Regions from separate parts of the Mus musculus genome. Here regions 2 and 3 are each linked to region 1. Evidence: chromatin loops called from intact Hi-C (ENCODE). Cell type or tissue: heart. All regions are shown on one strand. Each heading gives the region's core, and the rest is flanking DNA. Links, peaks and the distances in the headings are about the cores only.

Region 1 (10,951 bases), core at 2,050-10,049:
GCAGAGACATAGGTCTAACAAGTGCCACTTCCTCTTTTCCAGGGCTTATCAGCATGTTTCTTACTGGCACCCATCATGGTATTGTGGAGTCCTGAGGAAAAACACTTGCATATCTTCGCCCCCATGTCAGCAAGAGAGCAGGTGACTGCCATTGTGATGTTAGGAGCTCTCTCCATTGTACCAATGACAGAGGGGCATTCCAGGGCAGGAAAGTCCAGTATTTATAGGCAAGGCTTTATCCCTGATCATCAAAGGTGAGGAAGTTTAGGTGAAACAGGGCTCTGCCTGGGCTAGGTGAGGTCACATTTGGACTCTGGGAAGGTAAATTGAGTCAGCAAGTCCTTTAGAGTCCGAGTGGACCTTTCTACTATCCCCTGGCCTTGAGGGTTACAGGGAATCCCAAAAGTATGGTTAGTCTCCTATGAGGCAGCAAACTCATTGAATTGTTGAGAGACATAGGCGGGGTCATTATCTGTCTTCAAAGTCCAAGGCATACCCATAATCTAACATAGCAGATTTCATAGCTTTGATGGCATGGGAGGCTGTTTCTCCCACCAAGGCCACAGCATATACAAAGAAAGAGCAAGTATCTACAATAACATGTACATATCTAAGATTACCAATAGGTATAGTAAGTCACCCATCTGCCACATAGCATTGGAGAGTAATTCTCTTGGCTTGACATCTCCCCAATTGAGGGACTCCAATGGTGCAAATGGGGTGCAGGTGGCACAAGATCTTGCAAGATGTTTTTGTTGTTTCATGGATAATCTGGCAAGAGCTTGTGTAAGTTTTGTGGGGAAAGGTGAAATTGTTGATGCAGTGCTCTCACCTGTTCCAAGAGCCCCTGGTCAACAGTCATTATCATTAAGTCAGTCATATCCCTGCCCTTAGCCAAGATTCCTGGCAGCCTGGAGTGGGATCTGATGTGAGAAATGAACCATGGTGCCCTATGCTCAAGGGCTCCTTAAGGGATTCATAGGGACATGTATGGGGTGATTCTGATCTTTTATGTAGAAGAATGATAGCGTTCGAACAACCTGTACTGCATATTGGCTGTCAGAAAATATATTAACAGGATCAGCCTGACAGAGTTCAGAGATCCTCAGGAGCCCTAACAACTCCCCTCATTGGACTGATCCAGGGTTTGGAAGGATGTGAGTATAGCCTTAAAGCCTGGTCTCTGTAGTAAAATCCGTGTCTTTGTTTGTTGGCATTTGAGAAGGCCACAGTGCCTTAGGGATCAGGCTAGAACTGGATAGGCTGTAGGGCTTAATTTCAATAGGTAAATGGGGAAGGGCCATCAGATGGTTATCTGGGGTGGGTGGTTATCGAGAGTGTCCTGGAAGCCTGCCATCATTTCGTGACAACTAAGGGAATCTGCTCATAAAGACTGAGAGTGTGGCTGGAGCGATGGCTCAGCGGTTATGAGCACTGACGGCTCTTCCGGAGGTCCTGAGTTCAATTCCCAGCAACCACATGGTAGCTCACAACCGTCTAGAACAAGACCTGATACTCTCTTCTGGTGTCTGAAGACAGCTACAGTGTACTCACATATAATAAATAAAATAAATCTTAAAAAAAAAAGACTGAGTGCTTAAGAGAAAAGGGACTGTATTGTCTTATCAGGTTCCTTATTATAAATTCTCACCAAGCCCCTCACCTTAAGAGCAAGTAAAGGCGATTTCATATTTGGAGGTGATCTTATGTATTTCTGAGTGATCTTGGTGCAACTACATGAGGAGGCTATTTTGCCACAGGGCCCCTAGGAGACCCTCCATGGTCCACATAGTTATTGCCAGCAAAGGCCTCAAAGGGTTATGTCTCTTAAGGCAAGACAAGCAGGTTATTACCTTCTGCAGGAGTCTCTTAGCATCCTGGGTAGGGATGATCTTAGCTGAGGGGCTTTCAGGACCTTCCAATAGTGAGAAGAGACTTCTCATCTCTTGATTGGGGGTCAGGAGAAATGGCTTTACCCAATTCATAGTCCCATACAGCTGTTGAAGCCCCACGAGGGAGTAGGTCTGAGAAATAGAGAAGTCAGGGGTCTAATCTGCTTAGAAATGGAGAATCCCAGAAAGGCATATGGGGGCACTGAGTTTTTGGGGGGAGGGGGCACAACCCACAGATTAAGCTCTTCTCAGTCTTTCAGGAGCTGTGAGGTAGTTCCTTGTGAAAGAGATGAATCAGGATGTGCCAGCATAATATTGTCCATATAGTGGACGATCAAAATAACTTTTGGGGTGCAGGTGGCACAAGATCTTGCAAGATGTTTGCAAGGCCTGTAGTGCCTCAGTCACATAAGGCTGGCAGATGGTGGGACTATTTTTCATTCCCTGTGGGAGAACTGTCCATTGGTGTCTCCTAGCTGGGTTTTGCATATTAGGTTCCCACACTGTAAAGGCAAAGCCACATCTGTCCTAGGTGCCAGGGGATTTGGAAAAGACAGCCCTTGATCTCCATCACTAGCCTGTGACAGAAGGGTGGGAGGGCACCAGGATGAGGCATTCCCACCTGAACCATCCTCATTTCTTCCATTTGTTCATTGATAGCTCTCAGATCTTGTAAGAGTCTATATTTTCTTGACTTCTTTTTTTTTTATGACAAAGATGAGGGTCTACTGGTCAAGGGTTCTATGAGACCAAGTTTAAGTTTTCCCTCAATCAGTTCTTTGAGAGAGAAAAATTTTGGTTCAATGATTGGCCATTGATCTACCCAGATATTGACATCTGACAGCCAGGCCAGCAGTATGGGGTCAGATACCATGATGGAAGGAGGCTCTGGGTGGGCAGTGTCCCTTAGGATTGGTGGTGATCCCCTTTAGGAGGCCAGTTAGGCCCAGTTGTTCATGTTCCACAATGTCATCAAAGAAGGCCTGATCGCCCATTGTAAGGATGACACCCATGTCCTCTAGTACGTCCCTGTCCCAAAGTGTTTGAGGGACATCTGCAACAGTGGAATCCCATCTAGGCGTACAGTCATCATGGGTGAGTGTGGAAACATGGGGAGAGTCCAGTAGACAGTGGGCCTGCTTGGTTAAGTTCCCCCTGCACTTAGGGTTCTCCTTTAACAACCATACTGTCATGCAGTGTTTGTTCTAGGTAAAGCCTGGTGGAACTTGGCAACTCAGGACTCAAGCCCAGCCGATTCTAGGTACCACTTTCTCATTTCTTTGACTACTTGGCTGTTTACTTATGCTGGGTTCGGTCTCCCTTTACCAGCTGGATCTTTTCGTTGAAGTGTGAACTCTTTCTCCTCCTCTCTAGTTAAAGTCTCTTGTTTCTAAGAACGTTCACTTTGATGGCTTTTGTGGCTCAGTCACTTTTGTGGTGCGCCACTCAAGGGACGACAGTATCCCCACAGGTTTCAAGGTTTTGAAAACTACTAGGATTTGGAGACAACTGATCTTTTGTTTTTGAGACAGTTTCTCTGTGTAGCCCTGGATATCCTGGAACTCACTCTGTAGACCAGGCTGGCCTCGAACTCACACAGAATCGTTTCCCTCTGCTTCCCAAGGGCTGGGATTAAAGGCCAGCATTCCTGGCCTGACAAATGAACTTTTTCAGAAAGGATTTTATATTCTTCCTATGACACTCTACAGTACAGACAAGAGATTCTGATACTTTGAATTTGGGCCAGATAGGTCTGTTCTCAAGGGAGGAAAATTAGAAGTTTGGTATTTTTAAAATTTTGTTTTAAAATTGCCATTTTATTATGTTGTGTGTGGAGGTCAGAGGACATCCTTCACAAGTCTGTTCTCCTTTTCCACCATTGTGTCTCAGGGACTTAACTCAGATCATCATCAGTGCCAAGGACCTTACTCCCTGAGCCATCCCACCCGTCAACATCGAATCAATTCTCAGGCCTCCACCTTCCCAGTGCTGGGATTACAGGCATGCACCACCATATTTGGTTGGTTTATGTGATACTAGGGATCAAACCTAGGGTTTCATGCATGCTAGGCAAACACCCTGCCCACTGAGTTACATCCCTGGTTCCCACTAGCTTTGAATTCTGTGCTTAGCTCTTCAGTCAATGAAGAAAAGTTCTTCAGTATGGAGCTGGTAAGTGAGTTTCCTGTTTAACTGCTGGTCATCTAAATAAGGACAGAGCCCGAGAAACAAACTCAGGTCCCCTGAACTCCAAATCCAGTGCCCTTTGGGATGTGTTCCAGCTCATGGCTCTGCCTACCTACTTATGGAACAGACAAAATGTACTTGGCTGCTTCAGATCTACAGGGTCCTGACAGACAGCTGGAGCTAAAGGAAGGTTGTGTTTCCAGAATGGAATTCTGTTGTGCTTCAAGTGAGAATAATTCACTATGTAAAATAAGTGGTAGCAGAACCTATTACTTCTTTAGCTACAGATGAGGCAGAGACCAGAGGGGTATGGTATATGTTGCTTGCCTGTGGTGGTTTAGCGATGGATGGGGATGTTCACGTTCAAGAATCTTTGAATTCCTGAAAAGTTTGGGACTTCAGGACCCATGTGTGCTGACAGGTAGCCTCCTACGGTGGACTGAGGCTAAAAGACACCCAGAACTAGAGGACAAGGGTTTCCTCTTGGTAGGGAACCTGTTTTGTTTTTTTCCTTTGAAATATTCAATCTGAAAAAGGATGCTCATTTCTGGTTCCTGTACATTCTTTTTCCTTCCTTCCTCTTGTTTTGATTAAGACACAGTCCCGTGTAGCCCAGGATGGCTTCCAACTCGCTATGTAGCTGAATATAGGCTAGAATTCTTGACACTCTGCCTCTGCCTCTCCTTCAGATTACAGGCATGCACCCCCAATTTCCAGTTATACATTTTTAATAATATTTTTATTAGATATTTTCTTTACATTTCAAATGCTATCCCGAAAGTTCCCTATCCCCCCCCCACCCCACCCCACCCCCACCCCCCCCCGCCCCGCGAAGCCACACACTTCAAAGACTTCAGGCTTGGGGAATGCTACACGGACCTAGTATGAGTAAAGTATTCTGCCTAACAAATTATATTGGTGAAATAAGTATGACTATTGTTCAGTAAATCTAGAACTGTGGAGGCGTTTGTTGATCTTGTTCTCTACTTAGAAGACAAAGGTTTGAAATGTTCTTGGTCTCTAGAGACCAAGCCTTGACAAGGATAGGTCTGCCAAATGCCAAGTTTCAGCGTTTCTTTTTTCTCTACTTTTGATTTCTATCCAGTTCTGTGAAAGGAAAAGAGGTTAGCTTCAGAGTTACATGCCTGCCACCTTCGGGCAAGAAGCTGGGCTTACTATAGTTTAGAGACCGCTTCCGGCCCAGGTGGGCGTGGCCGCCTCTTGGGCGTGGCCACGATGTGGGCGGGCTCTGGGAGAGGCCAAGTGTGGGCGGGGCCACCGCCTATCGGTGCCCGGAAGTGCCCCTGTGGGCGGAGTTGAACTGGACGTTAAGTCTCTACGGGTGTCCCGGGCCTGAGGGCAGCGGCCTGCTTGCTCGGGAACTCCCTCAGCCACCGCGTCCTCAAGCCGCCATTGCCGCCCGGGACGATGATGCCGCGCCTGCTGTTGCGTGACTGGCCCCGGTGCCCCTCGCTTGTCCTGGGAGCCCCTAGTCGGCCCTTAAGTGCTGTCTCGGGGCCCGCCGAGTATCTGCAGCACAGCATCGTACCCACCATGCACTACCAGGACAGCCTGCCCAGGTGAGCCCAGCCTCCTGGCCCCGGCCCAGACCCGACTCCTGGTGCTTAGGACTTGCCCTGAACCTCCGGCCCTGGAGGCAGTCACATTCCCCAGCTTGGAAAGCCTGAGACTTTGAAAATTCCCTGGCTCAGAAGATTCAGAAACTTTAAAGTCTCCTCCGCAACCCTCCCGTCTACAAGTTCATCTTGAATCCTACAAACTCCTGCCCGCTCCATTAATCTTTCAGACAGCTATCCTGAGCCCTACACACTTAATGCCTGAAAATCACCCGAATCCTTTCTACTAGGGTGGTCAATTCCTTGTTTTGTTTTGAGGGTTTGTGTGCCCTAGAACTAGCTCTGTAGACCAGGATGGCCTATTAGAGATCCTCTTGCTTCTGCCTGTAGAGTGCTGAGATTAAAGATATAGGGCACCCCCATTGAGGGAGGATAGCCAGTTCCTAACATGGGTCTCCCTCGGGTCAGTGTCCCCTATTCACCTTTACCTGTTGCTGAGAACACCCAGCCCACTCCTCTTCCAGTACCTGTTCTGGTAGTGTCCCATCGTTGCTGCAAGCACATCTTTATCCTCATTTTAGCATTCTCCATCTTCTGCTCCATCTTCTAAGGTCAGCCTTAACCTAGAACTTTTTCATACCCACCAAACCTTCCTCAGCACTCTTTCGGGTGGTCCCCAACACCTCACCCACACTACCTGACCTATTCAAACAGCCCTAATAAGTGTTCCTCCATGTCCGTCACCCCCTGTCCCCAATACCCAGTACTTCCTTAAATCTGGAGTCTAGTTTTCTCGTTGATCTCTCAGCTTTGTTCTAGGTTGCCAGAATAGAAATTACCTTCACTCTAAGCCAAACCTAAATTGTCTTTGCATTCATTGTTTATTTCCCAAACCAAGCTCCAAACCTGTTTCAAATCCCCCTCACTGTCCTGGCCCAGCTGCCAGTGATCCTTCCTGCTCCATCCGGGAAAAGACACACATTGTACCATGGTATTGTTCCCTGCTGTGGGGTTTGTTTTCCTCCGTGTCCAGCAGTTATTTAACCCAGTGTCATCTGCCCACCGTGCCTTCTCAGCAAGAACCCAGTGTGCTTATGTGTGAGACCAGCTACAGTGAGGTTATCTGAATTCAGCAGGACGGAGGGGGAAAGAGAAAGGGACTTTGCTATTGCAGGATGAGGGTGTGACCTGGCTTCTCCAGACAGCCTGTGTGAGCTGCATTAATATGTAGGGGAAAGGTGAGGGCTTGGGAAAGAGAGTTTTCATTTGCTGAGTCAGATGGGCACTGACTTTCAGGCAGGCCTGTGCCTTACCCAGGTTTAAGATCAGGTGGACTGTCGGTAGTTTAGAATTGGAAAACTGTAAGAATATTCAACATAGTTTAGTCTTGTCCACAGCACAAACGTCTGTAAGATCCTGGAAGTATAAATAATATTGCTTGTCAGGTGTAGTGGCAGGTTCCTGGAATTATAAATACTATCACTAGTCAAGGGTAGTAGTGCATACCTTTAATCTTAGCATTCAGAAGGTGGAGGCTGGCTGTGAGTTCAAGGCCTGCCTCATCTATATTGTGAGTTCCAGGATAGCCAGAGCTACATTTTAGAACCTGTCTTGGGAAAAAAGCCAACGAGCCCCTTTCCTCCAAAAACAAAACCAACAAACAAAAAACAAACCAATCCACCCTACTACTGTATGCTCTCATGGAGCAGCCGACGTTCCTGGTGCTTCATCGTGAAGTGGGAGTTAGATGAGAGACTTTCTGTGTCAGCAATTCCGAGCTAGTAAAATATACTCTCTCTCGATGTCACACTTGGCAAGGAGCCCTAACCTTGAGGTCAGGCAGAACTTCGTTTCTGATGTGTATTTGCCATTAGGGCTGCAGTTTTGCAGTTAAAGAGCCACAGTCCTCAATGAGGTGAATGGCAACACAGCTCTTTGGACTGACTATTAGGAGGCCCTTGGGATAAGGAAACCATTGCCACACCCTCTGTTCCTCCTTATCACTGCTTCATTTTAGCCTCAGTGGCCTTGGACTCTGTCTAGAAGGAGCCCTGGAATTATCATCTGCTTAAACTTTTTCAGGTGCTGTGGGTTTTGTTCTTGTAGATACTGAGAGATGCATATCAGGGGTATAGAGAAATGGCTCAGTGGTTAAGAGTGATCGCTGCTCTTGCAGAGGACTTGAGTTCTGCTCCTAGTACCACATCCAGTGGCTCCCAATTGCCTGTAACTCCAGTTCCAGGGAGGAATTAGAATTAAACACGCCATACAAAGCCCTTGTGCAGGTTTGGCACAGAATACTCAGTAGGCATTCATAAGCATGGTAACTGGAACAAGATGGCAACTGATGTGCTCTGTCAGTGACTTAATGTTACGGTGGGTGAGGGAAGCCCCATAGAGGAGGTGACACTGATCTAGAATTTGACGTTTACCAAGTGGGAGGAAGAACAGAGCTGCACATCAGGAGAAGGTGCTGAAACAGTGTTGTACATAGAGAGGTCGAGAGGTAGACATTAGCACAGAGCTACACCATTTAGGCCTTGCTGGTTTGTGGCTGGAATGGTTAGTGGGGAGAGACCTTCTGGGGAGTTGTATTAGATCTACAGTGGAACCATGATAATAAATGCCAGTTATCTGCTGCTTCTCATTTAACCACCTACAGTGATAGCTGGTGTTCAAACCAATGGGCACCTTCTGTAGGGAACCCATGTGGGAGACAAGAGTGGTAGTTATTAGGAATAAATAAATCAGAAACCAAGTTCATCTGACCTCAAGGTCAGGGCTCCTTGCCAAGTGTGACATCGATGAGTGTCAGAGAGAATATATTTTACGAGCCCAGAATTGCTGACACACAAAGTATCTAACTCTCACTTCAGGATGAGGGACCAGGAAAGTCCCTCTGTTCCATGGAGAACATAGAGTAGTAGTGTGGATTGGTTTGTTGTTTGTTTGTTTGTTTTCAGAGGAGGGGGCTGGCACTAGGGTAGAAACTAATTTCTGAGCTCCAAAGGCATGTCTTCTAGGCCAGACTTCTTGTTTTCCAGAATAACTTTATTCCTAAATGACTCTTGTGAACACTACCCCAATTATAATTAGATCCTATAGACAGAGAAGGCATTTTATCTGTGTTCTTGCAGGAAGAATGCCAGAGTCCCTGCTTTGGGGGTGCAGACCGGGTATGGGAGCAGGTGACTCAGTAGCTTACACAGGAGATGAATCTGCCCAACATTTCCCCTTCATCTTTTTTGTTTGTTTGTTTGTTTGTTTGTTTGTTTGTTTTTTCAAGACAGGGTTTCTCTGTGTAGCCCTGGCTGTCCTGGAACTCACTTTGTAGACCAGGCTAGCCTTGAACTCAGAGATCTACCTGCCTCTGCCTCCCAAGTGCTGGGATGAAAGGCATGTGCCACCACGCCCGGCCCCCTTCATTTTTATTAGGGCAAATGTCTGTTAGGTAGGGATGGGGTGGGACAGGAAAACACGAGAGGTTAAGACAAAGTTGCTGTGAGCATCTCTCTCTCCAGACCCTGGCTCTACCTCTTTTGAGGCCTGATGAATCACCAGAGCTCTCCTGTCTTGATCTTGTTACTGAGAGGATGGTTGGGGAACACTATTAAAAGAAGATTGTTATTATAAGAGTCTTTGTACCTGTTGCAGAAAGTCCAGTTAAACTGGCTCAAGTAACGGCATCTATGAGCTCACACAGGTTTCCTGAACCCACGCCGGTGCTGTCTTGCCTTCCTGTTGAGCGCTTCACTTATGTGATTTCATTCTCAAGCCGGCTTTCTCTTCATGGTTGCAGAGAGGCAGCCAGCACATAAAGCATGGCTTACACCCATCTCTTGGTGACCAAAGACAATGAACATTGTTTGCTATTTCCTAGAAATTCTTAGTCCTGGCTTACTGGTTTTTCACTGGGTTGACAAAGATCTGGCCAGGAGGCTGGAAGCCAACATTCAGGGTGGGTCTTCCCACCTCATTAGCCTATGAAAATTCCTCATAGGCATGGCTGCAGACTGCCCCAACTTAGACAGCTCTGTAGCATGAAATAATAAAAGGGCAAATCCATGCTATCACCGGTAGGCTCCCACAGGCTGGCCGACCTGTTCTAATCTCGTGGAGACTCTCTGAGTCAGCTCCGAAATCTCTCCACCCAGCTCACTAAGTTCCCACTGGCAGGTTGATACCATGCCAACCCCGTACTTCAGAATTTCCACAGCCTTTTGGGGTGCACTTCTTGCAAACCCACACTTTGCTGCTGTATCTTTCTCCTGAAACCCAGTTGATCCTCCTCGTGAAGGAAAACACCACACAAACTTAGTTCAGAGTCAGTGGCAACTCAATTGCTGGGCGCAAGAACTAGAATCCTAATCTTGTAAGTCATATTAAATGTAAATCCTCAGGTGGCGAATCCATTGAAATTACTCCCAGGTGATTCTAGCCTGTGTCAAGTTAACAGTTAAAAACAGTCCTTACAGGCCAGGCAGTGGTGGGGCACACCTTTAATCCCAGCATTTGGGAGGCAGAGGCAGGCAGATTTCTGAGTTTGAGGCCAGCCTGGTCTACAGAGTGAGTTCCAGGACAGCCAGGGTTACACAGAGAAACCCTGTGTCGAAAAACCATTCAAAACAAAACAAAAACTGTCCTTACAACAAGACAGTCTGGGTGGACTAGTCTGATAGCCCCAAACATCCCCCTGTCTCCAGCTACATCTCATGCTAGCATTGCACCCATATGCTGCCATACTTGCTTTTTAAAAAGTGGGTTCTAGGGCCTCAATCTCAGGCCCTCCTGCTTAAGCACTTTACTGATCCAGCCTTTTTGCTGCCCAGAGTTCACTGTTTTCCAGTGTATCATTTTTAGCACATGCACAGCACTGCAGCCATCACTACTGTCAAATCCAGTTTATCATCCTTCCCCTCAAAGCCTGCCCTTGTTAGACACATCCCACTCTGTCTGCCTCCCCTTTGTAGCCCCTGATCTTCCTTCTGGAAGGTGAATTCAGGATTATTGGATGGCAACTGTCAGACATTTTCCAGCATGTCATCTATAAAGAGAATAAACTTGCAGTTGGCAATAACCTAACGATTCTGATTTCACTCCATCTGTGCTTGGAGGAACCATAAAGGTCGCAATGGCCAAATTAGAGCAATAAACTGTTGCAGTTATACATACAGTCCTGAAAATACATGAATGTTTAGGATGAGGAGGGAGGGAAGGAACACATGATGATGTCAAAACCCACAGGATAATTGGAGAGTTTCTAGCTGTATCTTCTATATGATAACAATTTCAATT
Region 2 (10,951 bases), core at 404-8,403, 370 kb before region 1:
TTGTTTGCAGCCTTTTTGAGATGGGCTCTTGCTATGTTGTCCAGGCTGGACTAGAAATGGTAGACCCAAGTGATCCACTGCCTCCCTCTCTAAGTGATAGGACTGCAGGTGCAGGCCACCGTACCCAGGTGGAAAGACTGTGGATATATAGTGTTACATTTGAGATGAATTATGAAACGGTCCGGAATGGTGACAGCTGTTGTTCAGTTGAGATAAGTGTATAAACTCTGACTCTCACCATGTTATAATAGTGGTTTATTTGAAATTACTTATTTTTAAAGGATATTGTTTATTCATGTGTTGACTGTGTGTCTGGAGATCAAATGACAACTTACAGTAGTCCTTTCCTCCCACCAGTGGGGCTCAGGGATTGAGCTCAGGACCCAAACTCAGGTCCTTAGGGACAAAGGTTGTAAATCTTTCAGCAAATGCCTTTACTTAGTGATTTAAATTGGAGGAAACCATGTAAGAAAAATAAATTGCAAGGATCTAGCATTCCACTTTTTGGCTAAGTGTATTTTCTGTAGTGACCTCACTGTGCCATTGGCAGGGCAGATGGCTGATACTATTGTTGGAATTTTGCTTACCAGTTCTCAGTTTCTTATAAACTGCCTTTAGGGATTTATTAAATTAGTAAGCATAGTACACCTTTAATTCCAATGTTTGGAAGATACAAGAGGACCTCAAGTTTCAGGTCAGCCTGGACTACCCATGTCTCAAAAAACTCAAAGTCTGGAATGTCGCTCAGTCTTAGAGTGCTTGGTCAGCATGTGCAAGGCCTGGTGTCAGCTTCCCCAGGACCACAAAACAACTAATGATACATTTCCTAAAGTCATATATTCACTAGAGTTCTTGCAAAAGTCATGCACTAAAGCATTACCGTTTTCTAACTTTATTACATTTTTGTTGCTTTTTAAAACTTGTTTTGTTTTGGTAGCTGGGCACACAGCTCTCTTGGAGGTAGGGGCAGGCAGGAATTTCTGTGAATTTGAGAAAAGCCTGATCAACATATTGAGTTCTAGGCCAGCCAGAGCTACACTACCTGTCTCAAAATAAAAATTAAAAAAATGTTTTGTAGCATTGAATATTAAACTCAACTTTTTTCCAAGGCAGGTGTTCTACCTCTGAGCCATGTTCCTGTTTCATGGATTGCTGATAACATCTTTATTGTCCTATATTAGCTGAGTATAGATTATATGAAGTATTAGTCATCCTGTAAAAATATACAGACAAATCACACTTACATATAGGGAAGCGAAGGATAACTTTAACGATGTTCTCTTAGCCCTGGCTGTCCTGGAACACAAAGCTGTACCTGCCTCTGACTCCCAAGTACTAAGATGAACGATGCTGTCCACCACCCAGCTTAACAGTGTTTTTTACTTTTTTGAGACAGGGTTTCTCTGTGTAGCCCTGGCTGTCCGAGGAACTCACTTTGTAGACCAGGCTGGCCTCGAACTCAGAAATCCGCCTGCCTCTGCCTCCCGAGTGCTGGGATTAAAGGCGTGTGCCACCACACCCGGCAACAGTGTTCCTTTAAATCATTTATTTGTTTAGCTTTTATTTATTTGGAATAGAGTAAGTAGCAGGGTGTGGATAGGTGCTGAGGAGGTCAGAAGGGTGTGCAGATCCCATGGAGCTACAGTTACAGGTGGTTGTAAGCTGCTCAGTATAGGTACTAAGAATGAAACTCAGGTCTTTAGAAAACAGCAAGTACCCGTAACCACTGGGCTGTCACCCGGGACCCAATATTCTTCCTTTTTCTTTTTCTTTCTTTTTTTAAAATTTATTTTATTTATATGAGTACACTGTATCTATCTTCAGACACACCAGATGAGGGTATCGGATCCCATTACAGATGGTTGTGAACCACCGTGTAGTTGCTGAGAATTGAACTCAGGACCTGGAAGTCAGTGCTCTTAACTGCTGAGCCGTCTCTCCAGCCCCTCTTTCTGCTTTTTCTTTCTTTCTTTTTTTCTTCTTTTCTTTTCTTCATCTGAAAAGCTGGATGCCATGGCTAGCCCCTGCTCTCCTGGTCCTGGGAAACAGAGGTGGGAGGAGCACCAGGCCTTTCTGGCAAGGGCATCTGTCTGAATGGGTGGGCTCCAGATTCAGGGGGAGACTCCGCTTTTCTTTTTTTCTTAAATAAAGTGGAGGAGTTTTTAAAGTGAGATTTTAAAAAAAATGGGGTATAATTGAATAAGAATTTAAGGAAAGGAAAAAAGATTTCCAAGAAGGAGGGACAGTGAGGGGATTCGTTAAGTAAGGGTACTTGCCACTGAGCCCGATGGCCTCAGTCTAGTCCCTGGGACTCACATGGAGAGTTCCAGGCAAGGCAGGGCTACATAGTAAGAGCCTTTTCTAATACCAACACTGTCTGCTAAGATGACTTAGCTGGTAAAGGCGCTGCCGTGCAAGCTTGGCAATCTGTGTTTGATCCCAGGAACCCCTGTAAAGCTGAGACTGACTCTAAAGTTGTCCTGTGACTTCTGCACAGGCAGTATGGTACATGCATCCCCCACTCCATACACCAAGCAGAATATGCAACAATAATAACAGGCTGATGTGGGCTAGTTAGTAGAGTGCTTGTAGGAAGTTTTGAGTTAGATTTCCTAGCACTTAATAAACTAGATGTGACGGTGCATACCTGCCCCAAAACAACAAAACCCAAAGGTTTTGGTATGTGTGATAGCACACACCTTTAATTAATCTCAGTGCCAGGGATTCAAAGGCAGGCAGATGTTAATGAGTTTGAGGTTCTTGGTCTACAATAGAGAGATCCAGGATAGCCGGTGATGCATAGTGAGACCCTAACTTTAAAAACAACATATTGTTTCCAAAGGATAGGTACAACAATTTTATGGCTCTGATGTATGCTGATAAATACCTTTCATGAAGCACTTTGAAGGAGAATATATATGCTTTTAGCATTTAAAGATTTCTTTGGGAACTGGGAAGATGGCTCAGTGGGTAAAGGGTCTGCTGTGTAAGCATGGGGGCTTGAGTTCAGGTACTTCACACTCATGTCAATAGCTGGGCACAGTGCTTTGGGCTTACCCTGGTACTGTAACCCTGGAGGAGATGGGTAGGTCCCTTGGAGTGTATTGGCCAGCCAGTCTAGCAAGTTGATGGCTGTTTTGTTGTGTTTTTGTTTTTCAAGGTAGAGTTTCTCTGGGTAGCAGCCCTGACTATCCTGGAACTCTTTCTTTAGACCAGGCTGGCTTTGAACTTAGAGATCCACCTGCCTGTTTCCCACATGCTGGGATTAAAGGTGTGTGCCACTATCACCTGACCTGCAAATTGATATTTTTTAGGCTTAGTGTCTCAAACCTAAGATGAAGGGGAATCAAGGAAGACACAAGATGGCAGCCTCTGTCCAGACACACACACACACACACACACACACACACACACACACGCACGCACGCACGCACGCACGCACGCACACACACACACACACACACACACGTTTCATTGACCAGCTGTGGTGCCACTGAAGCTTTTATACTAATTGTGATGAAGACTGTAAGGCCTATAAAAATTATCCTACAGTAACTGAAAATGTAGAAAGAGAGAAAGGTTGGGGAAAGCAGTCATTAGAACACTTAGCATATAAGCAAGAGGACCAATTTGGATTCCTAGAACCCACATAAGGGCTGGGCTTCAATGGCTCACCTGTAATCCCAGCTTCAAAAGATAGAGGGCCGAAGGTCCCGCAGCCGTCTGCCTAACCAGACTAGTCTCATCGGTGAGCTCTAGGCTTGACAGGGAGACCCTGCTTCAAAGAATAAGGTGGAGACTGTTTGAGGAAGATCCTGATAGTCAGCCTTGGGCCTTTTTTTTAAAGGTTTATGTTATTAGACGCGTTCTCACGCCCGGCCAGGAAGAACACCACAGACCAGAATCTTCTGCGGCAAAACTTTATTGCTTACATCTTCAGGAGCAAGAGTGTAAGAAGCAAGAGAGAGAGAAAACGAAACCCCGTCCCTATTAAGGAGAATTATCCTTCGCCTAGGACGTGTCACTCCCTGATTGGCTGCAGCCCATCGGCCGAGTTGACGTCACGGGGAAGGCAGAGCACATGGAGTGGAGAACCACCCTCGGCACATGCGCAGATTATTTGTTTACCACTTAGAACACAGCTGTCAGCGCCATCTTGTAACGGCGAATGTGGGCGCGGCTCCCAACATCTCCCCCTTTCCTTTTAATAAGAGCAAATAGGCCACCCATATTAATGAGAGTGGAGATAGAGGTCAAATCCCCAGTGTGTAGGTAAAGGAGCCATGTACAGGATTAGCTCTTAGGCTCACAGGCTTTTACCCAGAGCAACCCTGACCTGCTCCCGTGTCGTTTTGCCTGGAGAGAAGGACACTTGGACACTCAACCTTCTTGAAAGATGACATGTCTCCCTAGAATAGGCTCATATATGCCGCAGAGCCTTTCTACTGCAGTGCTTAGCCGTGCAACTCTCTCGGGCTGCTGAAGCACACTCACTCTATCCCGTGCAATGAGACTAGCCTCATGAGATGTAAGAGCTGAGTGGCCAGCGACCTATTGCCTAAGCATAGATAACCATATATCAGGGGGAGCACCATGTTCTAGAGCTGCAAGCGCCTGGGCAATAACCACCTTGTCTCTCCTAGTTTAGGCCTTAAGCTTACAGACCAATCAAAGAAGCAACACTAATCCACAGCAAAGTGTATCTCCAAATAATATCAATCCCACCCATTCTTTAAAGAAAGAAAATGCTGAGGAGATCCAATTGGGTAATCCTTTGGTCAGGGACAGGTCCAAGCGCGTGGAGTTGACCTGAAGTCTCAATTCCCGAAGGATCTGTTCAAATTCAGCCATCCAATTCTGTAACATATACTGAAAAAGACTTTTTGACAAATTAGCTGCCCTAGTAAATTTAACATACTGAATGGAAGTAACACACAATCCCGGAAACTTTTGTTTACACCCCAGCTGAGCTATTTGCCATAATACATCTAGTTGTTCCTAGACAAGATCTATGAGTTGATTAACCAGCATGAGACCTCTCTGTATCTTGACATTAGCTGAGGCCTGTTTATCTATGACTGTAGTCACTGAGGCTGACAAAGTGTTAATGGTGTCAGTCGTCTGGACCTGTCCAGACAGAGCCAAGGCTGTCTGAATCAAGGCTAAACCCAGTTCCTAGTTAGTGGTAAAAAAGCAGGAGAATACTTGAGCATTATACATCACCGTCATTGGGAGTGGAAATGTCGACATTATCCCCCAACGCTGCTCTCTTTTTATTATTGACGCCCTGGACATCACCAAGACGAGGGACATCAGTATTCCCTTGGTCAGTCTGGATTTTTCGGGTGAGTCTTTCTGGTATCCAAAATGGGTTGTCTTCATTCTGTGGGAAAACACAGATAGCTCCCCTGGATCTTATCAAAATAGGATCCGGGCCATACCATTTATTATCAAGGACATTTTTCCATTTAACCATCTCATTGGGCCTATCTGGCTCTGAACAATGACGTTCAGCCGCAGTATGGCCATGAGCATCAATATTTAAAAAATTGAGTGTAAAGAGTGCCAAAGACACAGACACTCTTGGTGCTTGGGGTAAAATCTCTTCAATTCCCCTCTTCTGTTTTATAAGATAGGTTTTGAGGGTGCGATGCGCACGCTCAACAATACCCTGTCCTTGAGGGTTGTATGGAAGTCCAGTCAGGTGGGTCACGTCCATCTGACGGCAGAACTGCTGGAATTTTTGAGACGTATAAGCTGGTCCATTATCAGTCTTAAGGAGTCTGGGTTTCCCCCAAGCACTCCATGCCTCAAGACAATGTTGAATCACATGTGAGGCTTTTTCTCCGGTTAACGGAGAAGCAAACATGATGCCAGAACATGTGTCAATGGACACATGGAGATATTGAAGTTTTCCAAAGGAAGAAACATGTGTAACATCCATTTGCCAGACCTGTAGAGGTCGAATACCGCGTGGGTTAATTCCCACATGAGGAACTGGCAAGAACTCACAGCAGCTTTGACATTGAGTAACAATGTCACGGGCTTCTTTTCTTGTCAAGGAGAAACGACTGCGTAATGTTTCAGCCGTCACATGAAAATTGTTATGAAAATTTCTTGCAGCCTCTACCGGGGATGATAGGGCAGCAGCCACCACTTTAGTGGCCTTATCTGCCAAATCATTTCCCAGAGCCATGGGGCCAGGTAGGCCTGAATGGGCTCTAACATGAGTAATATAAACAGGAAATCTTCTAGATAACAAAACTAATTGTATTTGCTGAAAAATATTGGCAACTCTACTGGAAGGCTTAATCACTCCAGCCACTTCTAAAAGATTTACTGCATTAACCACATAACAGGAATCTGACACAATATTAAGGGGTTCTAAAAAGGTTTTTAAAACTTCTAAAACCACTAAACATTCTACCACTTGAGGTGAATTTTCATTATATTGTTTGGATACCACTTTACCATTAGCCACATAGGCACCTATGCCAGTTTTTGATCCATCAGTATATACCACAATCCCATTTTTAAGTGGGTTTCTTACTGTTATTTGTGGAAACACAACAGATTGATTTTGGGCAAACTGTAAGATTGGATGTTTTGGATAATGGTTATCTATTTTTCCTGAAAAGGAGGTAACTAAAACTGCCCAATCATTAGATGTGGCTGCCAAGGTTTGAACCTGTGCAGCGGTATAAGGTACAATTAAAAGATATGGACTTCGCCCAAAGTGGGTGATTGCTGCTTTTAGACCTTTAAGGGCAAGCTGTGCAATTGCATCAGGATACCAATCTATTATTTTAGCTGGGGATACGTTTGGATGGATCCACAACAATGGCCCATTCTGCCACAAAACTGCAGTTGGCAATTGTGCTGTCTTAAAGACACACAAACTGAAAGGCTGCGAATCCTCAATACGTTGTAATTGTGCATTCTGTAAGGCTTTTTCCACTTTTTGTAAGGCCTGGTTAGCAGCTAGAGTAAGAGTCCTAGGGGAGGAGATATGAGGATCTCCTTCTAAAATACCAAACAAAGGCCTTAACTCAGCGGAAGGAATCTTTAAAAAAGGTCTGAGCCAATTAATATCTCCCAACAGCTTTTGAAAATCATTTAAGGTATGGAGGTGATCTCTTCTTATCTCTACCTTTTGGGGCACAATCTTATCTGGGGACACCACAGAGCCCAAGAATTGTCCTGTATCAGAAATTTGGACCTTTTCTGTGGCTATCTGTAAACCCCACTGACTTAAAGTTTTAAGTAGAAAAGGATATGCCTTTTGTAGCATGGTAAGGTCTTTATGGCACAGGAGGATGTCATCCATGTAAAGGAGCAAAATTAAAGAGGGGAATTGTTCCCTCACTGGCAAAAGAGCTTCTTGCACATAAAGTTGGCACATTGTAGGACTATTGGACATTCCCTGTGGTAAGACCTTCCATTGATACCTCTTATCAGGTTCCATGTGATTAATAGAGGGGATGGTAAAGGCAAATCTGGGCCTATCCCTTGGACACAAAGGTATAGAAAAGAAACAATCTTTAATATCTATAATAATTAAATTCCAGCCACGTGGTAAGGCGGAAAGTACAGGGAGACCCCTCTGTACTGGGCCAAATAAGTTCATTTGCTCATTAATGGCTCTGAGGTCATGGAGCAGTCTCCACTTTCCTGACTTTTTCTTAATTACAAAAATTGGAGTATTCCAAGGTGAGGTAGAGGGTTCAATATGGCCTAGTTTTAATTGTTCCTCTACCAGTTGAATCACAGCTTCTAGTTTTTCAGAGGATAGGTGCCATTGAGGAACCCACACTGGGTCCCCTGTTTTCCATGGTATGGGTCGTGCTGCCCCAATGGCCGCTAAGGAAAACCCAGACCCTGTCTGTCTTGGTTTCCATTAGGTGAGATGGGCTCTATCCTTCCCTGTTCTTGATGTCCTAACCCTTTTCCTTCTTTATAACCCATCTTTGCCATGATATTTTTTGCTTTAGTTGAATACCCTCCCGATGGGGCGTTTTCATTGGACAAAATAAGGCCCAAATGCTGCATAATATCCCTTCCCCAGAGGTTAACCGGGAGTGGGAGCACATAAGGTATGAATTTCCCTTGCTGTCCTTCAGAGGATTCCCACGTCAAGGCAATGGAGCTTATAGTGGGACATGATTGATAACCTAGGCCCTGTAATGAATGAGATGACTCTGTGGTGGGCCATGCTTTGGGCCACCAATGTGTAGAAATTATACTTTTATCTGCTCCGGTATCAAGGATGCCTTCAAACTCTTTTCCGTTGATCTTAAGGCAGAGCTTAGGTCTATTATTCAAAGATACAACCAAATAGGCAGAATCATTTCCTGAGGAGCCCATTTTCTTTATCTCAGGTCCTGCAGATTTTTCCCTGGTATTATCAGGGAGGAGCAGCAGCTGAGCTATCCTATCTCCTTTACTAATAGAAAAAACGCCTTTAGGGCTTGAGCACAGGACCTGTATTTCAGGGGAATGTTGACAATCCATAACTCCAGGGTGGACTACTAAGCCCTGCAAGGTGAGTGAACCCCGGCCGAGAATAAGGCCCATGGTTCCCGGGGGCAAGGATGGTATAGGCTCCACTGGCACCGGCTGAATACTCATTTGAGGCATTAATAGGAAGTCGGAGGCGGCACGCAGGTCCACCCTTGTGGGTCTTCCTGGGTCGCCTCTCTGACTGCTTCCTGGGTCCTGACAAACCGGTTCCCATATCTTTGAGGGCCCTGGGACCGAGGGCCCGATGACCCGTTTTTTGGCACATCAGTTGATTGACTATCAGGTGGGGGAAGAATTCTGCCCTTTATATCCCTCACAGAGCGACACTGGTCAGCTCTATGATAACCCTTGCCACACTTAGAGCAAAGAGTGAGAGTCCCTCCCTGTTTATCTGGAGCTCTGCAATCTTTCTTAAAATGCCCAGGCTTTCCGCAATTAAAACATGTCCTCTGATCATTTCTGCCCATGGAGCGGTTCTGAGATTGAAGGATGGCGGCCGCTAAGCCTGCATTGGTGAGAGGTCCCCCAAGCTCTCGACAGACCCTGAGCCAGTCTTGTAAGCCTTTGTTCTTTCTTGGGGCTATGGCCGCTCGGCACTCCTTTGTGGCTTGCTCATAGATTAGCTGTTCTACCAGAGGCGCGGCTTGCTCTGAATCTCCAAAAATACGCTCTGCTGCCTCTGTCATTCTGGCCACAAAATCTGAGAAGGATTCCTGAGGTCCCTGGACAACTTTTGTTAATTGACCAGTGGTTTCACCTGCTCGGGAGAGCGCCTTCCAGGCCCTAATAGCCGTGGAAGAAATCTGGGCATAAGCTCCCCAATGGTAGTTTGTTTGATCAGCAGAATAAGCTCCCTGACCCGTTAACAAGTCAAAAGTCCAATCTCTCTGCTCTGGAGTCAAAGCAGCTGCGTTTGCTCGGGCCTGCGCTTGTGCAGTTTCATGCCAAAGAGCTCTCCATTCCATATATTTGCCCATACTAGGGAGAGCGGCTTTTACAACCGTTTGCCAGTCAGCAGGAGTTAGTGCCATGCCGGCGAGCCTGTCTAACTGCACCAAGGTAAAATTAGCATTGGTTCCGTATTTACGGACCGACTCGGCAAGCTCTTTAATTTGTAAGTATTCTACCGGAGCGTGGACACGCCCACCCTCGGCTCCTTCAAAGACCGGAAATGCCTGTTGTATTTTCCTTTGTTCCTCTCTGGGAATGAATGAGTCTGCGCACTGCCTCTCTGCGCATTGCCTCTCTGCGCAGGGCTGACGCACTACGCAGGGCGGGGACTCCGCATAGGGCGGACCTTGAAGCCGACTGCCCTGAGGCCAATCAGCAAACTGGCCTTCGCCAGCCGCTTTTGGCTTCCTTAACTGATTAGCTAGCACTTTACCTGGCTGGTACCCTTTTTTCTCATAATGAGCTGCTTCTTCCTCCCAGTCTGTTTCTTCAGAGGAGAATTCATCATCTGATTCAGAGCTACCAAGAGCTGGCTCCCCGAGCCCATCCAGCGATGAGCACAGGCTCCTTTTCCTAGAGACCTCCGCTAATTGATCTTTCTTCTTTTCCCTTTTTCCTCTTTTTCTTCTAATCTCTCTCCAGGTATTCCTACCTAACCTTAACTTTTCCTCGGGTTCAAGACCCTTGGAAAGGCCTGTATACTTATTTTGTGTACCATATTTCCTCTTTGTTCCTACTCTCTCTCCCCACTTTACTTCTGATAGCTTGTCCTGAATTTCCTCTAGAATTTTCAGCCCTATCTTAATCACTTGATAACATGTGAAAAGGAACAAAAGGGCTCCTAACACCAGAAAAAATTCAAGGCCAAACATATTCCACTTTACTTCTGATAGACTGTCTTGAATTTCCTTAGAAAGTTCAAGACCAGACTTACCTCGTAAAGCTGTACTCACTGGTACTCTCGTTCCCCAGCTGAAAAGTTCTGAATTCATACAGTTGAATCCTTCTTAACAGTCTGCTTTACGGGAACCTTTATTACCGCGACCCGCAGTTCTGGTTCTGGAATGAGGGATCTTCCTTGCGCCAGTCCCGAGTTTTTTCTCGTCCCGGAATTCGGCACCAATTGTTATTAGACGCGTTCTCACGCCCGGCCAGGAAGAACACCACAGACCAGAATCTTCTGCGGCAAAACTTTATTGCTTACATCTTCAGGAGCAAGAGTGTAAGAAGCAAGAGAGAGAGAAAACGAAACCCCGTCCCTATTAAGGAGAATTATCCTTCGCCTAGGACGTGTCACTCCCTGATTGGCTGCAGCCCATCGGCCGAGTTGACGTCACGGGGAAGGCAGAGCACATGGAGTGGAGAACCACCCTCGGCACATGCGCAGATTATTTGTTTACCACTTAGAACACAGCTGTCAGCGCCATCTTGTAACGGCGAATGTGGGCGCGGCTCCCAACAGGTTTATTTATTTAATGTA
Region 3 (10,951 bases), core at 2,354-10,353, 380 kb before region 1:
CAGAAGTTCAAATCCCAGCAACCACATGGTGGCTCACAACCACCCGTAATGAGATCCGATGCCCTCTTCTGGTGCGTCTGAAGACAGCTACAGTGTACTTTACATATAATAAATAATAAATAAATAAATCTTTAAAAAAAGTACTTTCTTCATGTTAAAATTATGAAACATTTCTCCCAATATTTTTATTTCATTTTTTTCTTTACATTTTAGTTTATCTTGCTGAATAGTATGTTGTATAGATTCATATCAAAAATTTCTAGGTAGTTAACTTCGTACTGTGACACCCAATACAATTTCACCCTTTCCTTTTCTTTTTTTCTTTTTTCTTTTTTTTTAAGATTTATTTATTTATTTATTATATGTAAGTACACTGTAGCTGTCCTCAGACACTCCAGAAGAGAGAGTCAGATCTCATTACGGATGGTTATGAGCCACCATGTGGTTGCTGGGATTTGAACTCCTGACCTTTGGAAGAGCAGTCGGGTGCTCTTACCCACTGAGCCATCTCACCAGCCCCTCCTTTTCTTTATTGATCCGATATTCTATCTTTTTATTTGTTTTATTTTGTTTTTGTTTTCAAGACAAGGTTTCTCTGGATAACATCCCCAGCTGTCTTGGACTGGCCTTGTAGACTAGGTTGCCCTCAAACTCAAGAGATCGGCCTGCCTCTGCATCCTGAGTGCTGAGATTACTATGCCTGGTTGATATTCTATCTTGATCATGTTATTTCCATGTACATTGGTTATATTTTTGGACTTCCTAATTTGTTTCACTGACTACATATCAACTTTAGCTTCATGCTCCAAATTCTGTTGTTGTTTTCAGACAAGATTATTGTTGTTTAATTTTTTGTTTGTTTGTTTGTTTTTCAAGACAGGGTCTCTAGCTCTGTAGTCTCTAGCCTTGAACTCAGAGATCTGCCTCCTTCTGTCTTTAAAGACCTGTGCCACCACTGTCCAGCCTTTCAGACAAGATCTTACTGTGTAGCCCCAGACAGTCTAGAACTCATAGTATAGATGAGGCTGTCCTGGAATTCACAAGGATCCCACTGTCTCTGCCTTCTGAATGTTGGAAATAAAGGAGCTTGCCACCATACTTGGCCATTTTATTTATTTATAGACAAGGTCTTGGCTTTTTATAGCCTAGGATGGCCTAGAACTTATTAAGTACCCTACCGAGTCCTGCTTGGCCATGTGGAAGGGATGGTGTGACATGGTTTCCTGCCTCTGGAACAGAGCCAGCAGGGCATGGGCCTTCACAAGTGTTGACAGTTGCCGGGCATGAGGCTTGTTTGTATTAAAAGATATATGTTTTACTTCATGTTTCTCCTTTGGGAAATATTCTCCCTGTCAAGGTTATCGGGAAGGGTACTCTCTGCCAGCCAAAGTTAACTACTTCATGATAATCAGAGACAACATGAGTCTGGGAGAGAAGGATGCAATATAAATTGTTTAAGGAGCTTCACAGATCTAAAGGATGAGAGGCAGCTGAACTGTGAGACATTTTGTCAGAAAGATACAAAGGCAGGCAGATTCCTGAGTTCAAGGTCAGCCTGTGACAGATTGAATTTAGGTTCAGGCATGGTTGGAATGGTAATCTCAGGATGGGATCCCACCCAGGTAGGTTATTGTCTGTGCTTACAAAGACAGTTCTCTGAATTCATTTGTCCTGTCTTGTCTTGTTTTTTTTTTTTTAAAGATTTATTTATTATATGTAAGTACACTGTAGCTGTCTTCAGACACACCAGAAGAGGGAGCAAGATCTCATTATGGATGGTTGTGAGCCACCATGTAGTTGCTGGGATTTGAACTCAGGATGTTCAGAAGAGCAGTCAGTGCTCTTAACTGCTGATCCATCTCTCCAGCTCCCTCATTTGTATTTTTAAGAGTCAAGGGGCTAAGGTCATGTTGGGATAATCTAGAGGGAACCTGGAGTAAATGACTGAATTGATATGCAAATAAAAGACTGGACTTTTGGTCAGCATGATGGGAGGTAGCAGAGATTGATAGCAGTTCTTTTTTCAGAATGTTTTCTATCAAGAGCTGAGCTGTTTGAAAATCTCTGGAGAATGAACATATTTCTCTTTAAGATTAAAAAAAAAAAAAAAAAACAAGCCGGGCGTGGTGGTGCATGCCTTTAATCCCAGCACTCGGGAGGCAGAGGCAGGTGGATCTCTGAGTTCGAGGCCAGCCTGGTCTACAGAGTGAGTTCCAGGACAGCCAGGGCTATACAGAGAAACTCTGTCTCGAAAAACCAAAAAAAAAAAAAAAAAAAAACCAAACAGGATTTCTGATTTGGGTCAGAAAATCCATGAAGGGCGAACACAACTCTTTTAGAATTTTTCATAGAATTTTTTATAACTGGATTTCTGACCCTGGTTGGAAATCCCAAGAATTACTTAGAGAGCTAACACAGCTCTTTTAGAATCTTTTCTAGAAAACCCAAGAACTTTTTTCAGAGTAGCTTTTCTGATTTTGGTCAGAAAACCCATGAGCTACCCAGAGAGCTTTTAGAGTTTTTTCTGGCAAGAGAGAGGTGTTTCAGGAAAGATCTCTCTCAAGCAGACTACAGAGGAGTTATCTACAGAGAGCTGCTTAAGGGAGCCGTCTGGAGCAGACTACAAGGCTGCCAGCTTGCACCAAAGATTTCACTTCTAGTCAGTCTTTTGCTGCTCCCAAACACCCCTTTCTCAAGACCCCCAACCAAGCTGAGAGGAGGGATAGGGCTGGTGAGTACAGTGGTGGGTGCTTGCCGTACTTCTCAGCCTGCTGACCTGAGTTTGATCCCTGGGTTCCACATGATGAAGGAAGCCAGCTGTCAAAGGATATTCTCTGACTTCCATTCTCCATGTCACACACGTATGTACCTGTACACACACACACACACACACACACACACACACACACGGTGGAACACCATAAAGAAAGACACCTTATATTAACCTCTGGCTTTCACATGGGCATATGAACCTGCACACACCATATATATAAAGAAAAAACAGTGTAGTGATATACAATTTTAATTTCACTTTGGATGCAGAAGTAGATGGATCTCTGTGAGTTGGAGGCTTGCTTTGTCTTTATAGTGGGCTCCAGGTCAGCCAGAGCTAGTAAGACCCAACAAAACAAAACACCATCATGTGGGCTGGACATGCTCAGTGGTGGAACACTTGCCTAGCATGTCTGTCTGACCTGTCTAGGACTCAGTCCCGACATTCACACACACACACACACACACACACACACACACACACACACACACACACACACCTGATCTACAGTGTAGTTCAACTAATTTAAATTCATTCCTGTCTAGCTTGCTAATGAATGCCTCCTACTTTTCTAACTGCTGGCCTGGCTGCTTCCCCAGCAGTGTACCCCAAATACTTGCTGTTTCTCTTGGCCATGAGCTCATGAGCCATCTCTTTTCATGGCAGCTTCTTCTTCCTCTTCCTCCTTCTTTTATAAAAGAAATATTTATTTTATGTATATAAGCACATTGTAGCTGTCTTCAGACACACCAGAAGAGGGCACCTGATCAGTTTACAAGATGGTGTAAGCCACCATGTGGTTGCTGGGAATTGAACTCAGGGCCTCTGGAAGAACAGTCAGTGTTCCTAACCACTGAGCCATCTCTCCAGCACCCCCCTTCTTCCTTCTCCTTTTCTTCCTCCTCCTCCTCCTCCTTCTCTCTCTCTCTCTATGTCTCTCTCTCTGTCTCTCTCTGTCTGTCTCTTCCCTCTCATTCTTCTCCTCTCTCTCTCTCTCTCTCTCTCTCTCTCTCTCTCTCTCTCTCTCTCTCTCTCTCTGCAAACATCAATCAGCCAGGTAACTCAAAACTTGCCTACCTCTAATCCCTCCAGTAATTGGTTGTACCATTTTTACTTAACCAATAGCTTTAAGTTAAGGAACAAGGTTTGCACAACAAACGCTGGTAAATGAGAGAATTAGTACAGAATTTAGCATCACAATACACAGCCTCCCACCAAACAACCATCACTAGAGTAATCAAATCCACAGAGATTAAAAATCAGGACTATGCTAGCTTTGGGTGTGTCTCAGTAGTAGAGAGCTTGCATAGCGTGTGTGAGGTCATCAACTTAATACCCAGCACTGCTGCAACCTCCAACAAAAGGTAGCACAGTACTTGCCAAGGGACAGTGAGAAAGAATATAGGGATAGACATTCAGTTTTGCAAGAGCGGCAGAGTCTGAACAACTGAGGATGTTGCCCAAGAGGAGAACACTTGCACAGCATGTGCAAAGCCTTGTAGTTAATTCCCACTACCACAAACACGATGGAAACAATCAAGTGGCAGCCTTCTGGAGTGCCTGTTTGGCGATGGCTTCACCAGTACTTAATCCTGCCTGACCTGTATACTTGATAGTGATTAAAATGGAAGATGGTCCAGTGGCAAGAGGCTAGGGGGTTAGGTCTCCAGAAGTGTGCGCTCTGGAGAAACAGTGACACACTTCCTCTAACAAGGCTACTCTTCCTAGTATCACCAACCACCATGGGCCAGGCATTCAAACACAGGAGTCTATGGGGGCCATACCTATTCAAACCACCACAGCAGAGAAATGGAGAGTTGAAGCATACCTGGACTACATAGTGAAGGCTAGCCTGGGCTACAGAAAGGAAAAAGTATACAAGTGGAGTTATAGGTAGTCTGGAAGTCACTGTCAGTGATGGAAACTTATATAGATGTTCTGTTTTGTCCATTTACTTTGTCAGTGATTTGAAGGCAAAAATGATTAGTTAAATGAGCATGAAGAAGGAAATATCGGAGGCCTGAGAAGAGGGACTTGAAGTAGCTACCTAGAGGGTGGAAAAATATAGCATAGCTAAACACCATTTACATAAGATCAAAAGAAGGCAGCCAAGAGATGGCTCATCGGTTAAGAGCACTGACCCCTCTTCCTGAGTTCAAATCCCAGCAACCACATGGTGGCTCACAACCATCTGTAATGAGATCTGATGCCCTATTCTGTGCTGTCTGAAGACAGCTACAGTGTACTTGGATATAATAATAAATAAATCTTTAAAAAGAAAAAAGAAAAGCAGGTTAAAGAGGGAAAGCTCCATAGTCAAAATTGAGATTGTGGGGCCCGAGGATGTGACGCAGTAGCAGGCAGAATACTTGCCTAACATATGCTATGTGGAGGGACTCTTTCTCACAAAACAAAACGAAAACAACAGCAAAACAACATCATGTAACAGAATGCTAAAATCACTAAGAACGTTGACAACAAAAATTAATGACTAAAAAAAAAAATTAATGACTATGAATCAGAAGTTAAGTTTTGAAGAATGAGGGTAAGCGCTGCAGTCTTCTGGAGGTAAGATTTAAAGCTCTTCCAAACGGAAAGACTACAGCCTCGTCAGAGGGCGTTGGCCCCTTTAAGGGCTGGCGTTTGAGAATGGAGTCTACGCCGGGACGGGGCGGGGTCTTCAGGGGGCGGGACCACTTTGGGGCGGGGCGAGACATGCAAGGGAGAGAGGGGCGGGACTTCTAAGGGGCAGGGCGCGGTAGGCTCAGGGAGAGGGGCGGGACCTCGTGCGGGGGGGCGGGGCGCAGCAGGCGCGGCGAGCGAGGCGGAGTCTGTGTTTCGGTCAGGTTGCGGCAGCGGCTGCTGTAGTTCAGAAGAGCGAGGCCGAGGCCTGGGCCCAGCCCGGAGCCGCTGCCTGACCCGAGCCTCCTGGAGCCCCCGAGCCGGCTGATCTTAGCGGCGGGCTCGGGCTCCGCCTGCCACCGCACGCAGGACCGAGGCTGCATGCCGGAGGACCAGGCCCACGCAGCCATGGTGAGCTAGCGCGGCCTGCCCCCCACCCCCCGCAGGGTGGCCCGAGGACGCCGGGCAGCCGTCTCACCCTTCTTCCTGCACCCTCCCTCTGTCTCCTCCGGCTCGCGTTCCCCATCCACCAGTAGGAGCAAACCTCTTTGGGAGACATCCCTTAATCCCCCTTCTTTCCGGTGACACCCTTTTGTCCCCCGGTGACAGCCTCCTTCGCATTCTCCTCGTCCCCCCTTCCCTGTCTTTAACCCTCCCCTTTCTCCTCAACCATTTTAACCTTTCTCCTCTATGGTCGTTAGTCACCCCCACCCCCCACTTTTCCTTCCCACACTTTGCTTCCTTTCCCTCCTCGACCCTCTTCACCATTTTATCTCCGGCGCCCCCTCTTCCCCTTGGTCCTCGACCATCCGCATTTCCTCTGCCCCTTGTCGGATGTCCTCCGTCGCCGGCTCACACATCTGTCCCCATTTCCTTGTGCAGGTTTCAGAGGGCTAAGCAGGAGCAATTGGAAGGCAATTGCTACCCGGGAGCTGTTGGGCGGGTACATACAGATTAGTAACCTTTCTTTCTCCGTTCTGTTTTGGAGTGGGGAAGTGAGGGGAGATTGGCGGTATGGAAGAATAGTCTGGAAGCTTTACTACTTAGTGTCATTGCAAAAACCTGAGTGGGGTGTGTTACAGAGTACATCCTGTAGCCTTATGTGATTATCAGGCCTTTTGACAGAAATAGCCAAAAAGGGTTGTTACATTTTTATTTTGAATGTGTTTTCATGTGGAGTTACCGTTAGGGAAATTAAAAATCTTTTGTAATTTGCAGGCTTGACAGTTGTTGCTCAGAGCACATGATTTGTTTTTGTTAGGAGGCAGAGACCAAGGGCATTTGAGGTCTGAATATCAGCCTGGCAGTCAGATTGTGACAGTCTTTCGAATACCTTCCTCCGAAAGGTTGTATTTGTCCTGTCCTTTCTGTCCTTTCTTGGAGAAACCCTTTCTTTGCAAATTTTCCTCTGCTTCAAAATGGCTGTGACTACAGTCCCATTTTTAAGTGTTATCCGCGTTTTGCTGTGTATATATTGAAAGCATTGTTCTATCCTATACAAAATAAATGTTGATCTCTGGGAGGAAATAATACATTCTAGTCAAAAAGACTTGTTGATAATCATAAGTTCCTAGGTTGTATTTCCCTCCATCTGACTTTTAGGAAGGTAACCTACCGTCTGGTGTTTAACCGGGAAACACTCCCTCGCTCCCTGACTCTGCTGATCCTCCATTGTCTTTTCCCAGTGACTGCCTCTCACTTGTTCCACTGTTACTGTGTGCTGTTCTGTTCCTTCCCAAGGAGAGTCAGAGTCTGGAAACAACTGGGCCTTACTTAATTCCCTGAGTTCCCAGTGCCCAGGTCAGGTAGACTCTTGAATGGTTTGATTTATGATCTCATTTCCCCACCTGTCAAGTGCAGTCTTCCACTGAAATTTGAGGCACCTTGCAGACTACTCAGGGTGAGTTGAAGCGTCTTTTGGTGCAAAAAGGAGTAGAATAAGATGTAGTGATGATTCTTTTCAGACTAGAGAGCCATCCTGCTGGAGAAGGTACCAGGCTGTTAGACTTTTGGAAATGCAGGCCTTTCCACGGAGACTGAATGAGTTATTCAAAGGATGGGGAGTCAAAGGCGTGATTTGAGCTGGGCCTAAAAGATGAATAGAATTTATGTGGCTCATTTGGGAAAGAAGAAGAAAACTTCACTTTAAGTGTGACTGGGAAGAGATTTAAGATCGGCTGTGAAAGTCAGGTGCTCCTCTAGGCCCAGCACTGGGGAGGCAGAGACAGATGGATCCCTGGGGTCAGCCTAGTCTATAGAGTTCCAGAAGAGCCAGGGCTGCACAGAGAAACTGTTCTCTGGGGGAAAAAGATTTGTAGTGAAGGATGACATGTTTACTACCTGGAAGGATGGAAGAAATAGGAGGTGTAATAGCTTGTGTGGTGAGAAAGATACTGTCTTAGTCCATTTAGGTTGCTATAATAAAATACCATCAGCTGGCTAGCTAATAAACAGAAATTTTTATGAACTTTGGAGCATAGAAAATCCAGGGATAGGGACCACCACATTTATTGTTTGAAAGGGGCTGGCTGCCTTCCTTCCTTTCTTTTCTCCTCCTCCTCCTCTTCCTCCTCCTCTTCCTCTTCCTCTTCCTCTTCTTCTTCTTCTTCTTCTTCTTTGTGTGTGTGTCTGTGTCTGTGTGCACACGTGCAAGCTCGAGCACACTCATGCACATGTATATGCATGCATGCATGTGTATGTGTATGTGTGTGGAGGCCAGAGTTGGTTTTTTTTTTTTTTTTTTTTTAGCTTTTTGGATTTTTTAAAAAATATGAGTAATTTGCCTATGTATTGCCTATGTATATGATGTGTGCTACATGTGTGCCTGGTGCCTGCGGAGGTCAGAAGAGGGTGTCAGGTCCCTTGGAACTGGAGTTACATGCATGGTTGTAAGCCATCATTTGGGTATTGGGTATTGAGCCTTGGTTCTTTGAAAGAGCAGCAAGTGTGCTGAACTCCTTATTTATGTAATTTTCTGAGACAGGATCCTTTCCTGAGTCTAAAGCTTGTCCATTTGACTAGACTGGCCTGGTCAGTGCGCTCCAGGACTCTGCCTGTCCCTGCCTCCCAGCAACAGGGTCCCAGGCACACATTGCCATGTGACACATTGCCATACAGCATTTGTACTATTATTTCACCAACCCCTCCTTTTTTAAACCTCACTATGTAGTGGAGGACGGTCGTGAACAATCCATCTGCCTCAGCCTCTCTAGTGCTGAGATTTTGGATACATGCCACAATATCTGGTTTATGTAGAGCTGCATATTGAACCCAAACCCTTGTTCATATTAGGCAAGGACTCTGTCAGCAGAGACATCCTGAGTCCCCCTTTTTTGTTGAAGGTAGTCTTGTTACATAGCTCTAGCTTGTCGTGTACTACTGGCTGGTCTCAAACGGAAGGGTGTCTTACTGCCACAAGCCTCCTGAGTGCTGGCATGCATGCACCGCCATGCCCTGGTTCATAGACGACATGATTCCCCTGATTCTTCTGTGATGGAGGAGCAAGGCTGTTCCCTGGGCTTTCTTCTATATGAAAGCACTAGTCTCATTCAGACAGTTCTGTCTAGTTGATCTGACCACTTTTCTGAAGGCCCCTCCTCCTTATGCATCATCTTACAGGCTAGAATAGGTATTTAGCATATGAATTTGGAAGAAACATATTCAGACCATAGCAGATAATTGGGCATTATTGTGTTTTAAGCTTCATATTCAACTAACTAGAGTTGTTCTTGCTTGTTAAATATGTATACCAGTAAGTATGTGGGAAGGGTGAAGAGGGAGAATACTGGCCCATTTGAGCTGGAGATTACTTTTATGTTTTTCTTGCATAGTAGTTTAATATATTTAGTAAATAGTTAGATAATTGTTACAAAGCTTCATATATATTTTTCAAGTGTTATGGTGCATTTTGAATACTTGATATATTTAAGGCAGAGCTGACTGAATCAGGGAGGGTGTGCTGGGCTGGCTACCTCTCCTCTAGGGTTTGATTTTTGAAGTCTGGGGTTGAACCTGAGAGTTGTGTTTCTCTCAAGAACTCTTGCAATGCTGATACTTCAGATTTGAGATGCAGCCCTGACCTTTCACTCATCCAAGTGTTTCTGGAGTGCCATCTGACTGTGTTTGCATGGGGAATATGGTAGACTGCAAAACAGGTGTGGTCCCTGCCTTCTCATATCTTTATGTATGTAGAGCAGTTTTAAATGTGAATGGTTTTAGCATACTTAAAAATGTGCCACAGACTTGGTAGAATCATGGAATGTGATAGTCATTAGCGGCTTTGGAGACGATCCTTGTCTCAAGTAGAGAATTGAGGAATTAAATGATAAGAGTTGTGTTGTGAAGAGACCAGTGTGGTCAGGAGGGACCACATGTGCACTTGACTTTCCTTCTAAGAAATTCAGGAAAGCCTGATGGTCTTGCCTACTTCTCAAAAGATGAAAAACAAAATAACAAAAACTCCTGGGTCATACCCATCTCTCTTAGCAGCTCACAGAATATATATATATATATCTCAGAAGCCATCTTTTTTATTTCTAGCTGTTATTATTGGTTAGAGTCTGTCTCATCTTCAGAGTATACAACATTGATGCAGAGGTTGGTTTTTACCAGCTGCTAAGAACGAGACATTATTGTGTAAGCACTTTGGTTACAGTTAATCCCAGCACTCGGGAGGCAGAGGCAGGCGGATTTCTGAGTTCGAGGCCAGCCTGGTCTACAAAGTGAGTTCCAGGACAGCCAGGGCTATACAGAGAAACCCAACCCAACCCAACCAAAACAAAAAGACAAACAAAAAGCCTCTCCCACAAAACAAAACAAGACAACAACAAAAAATGGGCACAATGGAGCACTCTTTAATCCCAGCACTCCAGCATTCAGGAGACAGAGGCAGGAGTATCTCTGGGAGTTCAAGGCCAGCCTGGATTATGTATCGAGTGCCAGGTCAGTCAGAACTACATAGGAAGACCCTGTCTCAAAAACAAAAACCACTGGAGGGAATAGAGTGCTGAAGAGCAGTTGATGTCCTTCCGAGGGACCCAAGTTCAATGCCCAGCACCCATATTGGGTGGCTCACAGCTTCTGTAACCGCAGCTCCAGGGACTACCTCTGGTCTTTACAGACACCAGCATTTACATGCACATACTCACACTGACATACATAATTAGAAATAAAAATAAAAAAAAAAAAGAAGAAGAGGGGATATTGGGAGGAGGAGGAGAGATAGGGACAGGGAGATGGAGGGAGTAGAGGGAGGGCCAAACAAAACTAAAAGTATAATAGTTCCTTAAAGGGGAGAAATCACTTAACGGTTCAGGGTGCTTTTGATGCTGCTCCAGAGGACTTGAGTTTGGTCCTCAGTATCCACATCTTATGGCTCACAATGGATGTGATGCCCTCTTCTGGCCTCTGGCTGCTCTAGGCACCTGCACTCACATCCACATATTCACAGATGGACACACATAATTTAAAATATGTCAGAAACAATATAATAGCTTGAATATGAAGTGTCTTTCACCTGCTCTTGTGTTTGAAGTTAACTGACCTGGGGAAATGCAT

Evidence for each region. Hi-C counts contacts between places; a loop is a spot of excess contacts. Peaks named below come from ENCODE experiments on the same cell type or tissue, not always from the same donor. Only the 100,000 strongest peaks of a DNase experiment are listed, where the experiment ranks them.
Region 2: a loop joins it to region 1, with 2.2 times the contacts of the local background. A loop is called at or near these places in 3 of 42 quality-filtered maps.
Region 3: it touches region 1 in a loop (2.6-fold over the local background); 3 of 42 quality-filtered maps call a loop at or near these places.

The regions. Positions count from the first base shown.
Region 1 is chr4:107,918,023-107,928,973 of GRCm38, reverse strand. It overlaps Cpt2 (carnitine palmitoyltransferase 2), which reads left to right and starts at 5,385. Exons shown (of 5, transcript NM_009949.2): 1 at 5,385-5,659. The coding sequence starts at 5,508. In heart, for the core only: a CTCF peak has its summit at 5,228 (motif pointing left); DNase peaks (open chromatin) are centred at 5,373 and 6,813; H3K4me3 peaks cover 2,055 bases; H3K27ac peaks cover 1,662 bases.
Region 2 is chr4:108,284,055-108,295,005 of GRCm38, reverse strand. All of the region lies in intron 1 of Zyg11b (zyg-ll family member B, cell cycle regulator), which reads left to right. Among named protein-coding and RNA genes, the nearest start is that of Zyg11b, 12 kb to the left of the region's middle. In heart, for the core only: a CTCF peak has its summit at 3,681; no DNase peak of the experiment used is centred there.
Region 3 is chr4:108,295,746-108,306,696 of GRCm38, reverse strand. Zyg11b (zyg-ll family member B, cell cycle regulator) reads left to right here and starts at 5,607. Exons shown (of 14, transcript NM_001033634.3): 1 at 5,607-5,806. The coding sequence starts at 5,777. In heart, for the core only: a CTCF peak has its summit at 5,727; a DNase peak (open chromatin) is centred at 5,596; H3K4me3 peaks cover 2,211 bases; H3K27ac peaks cover 1,662 bases.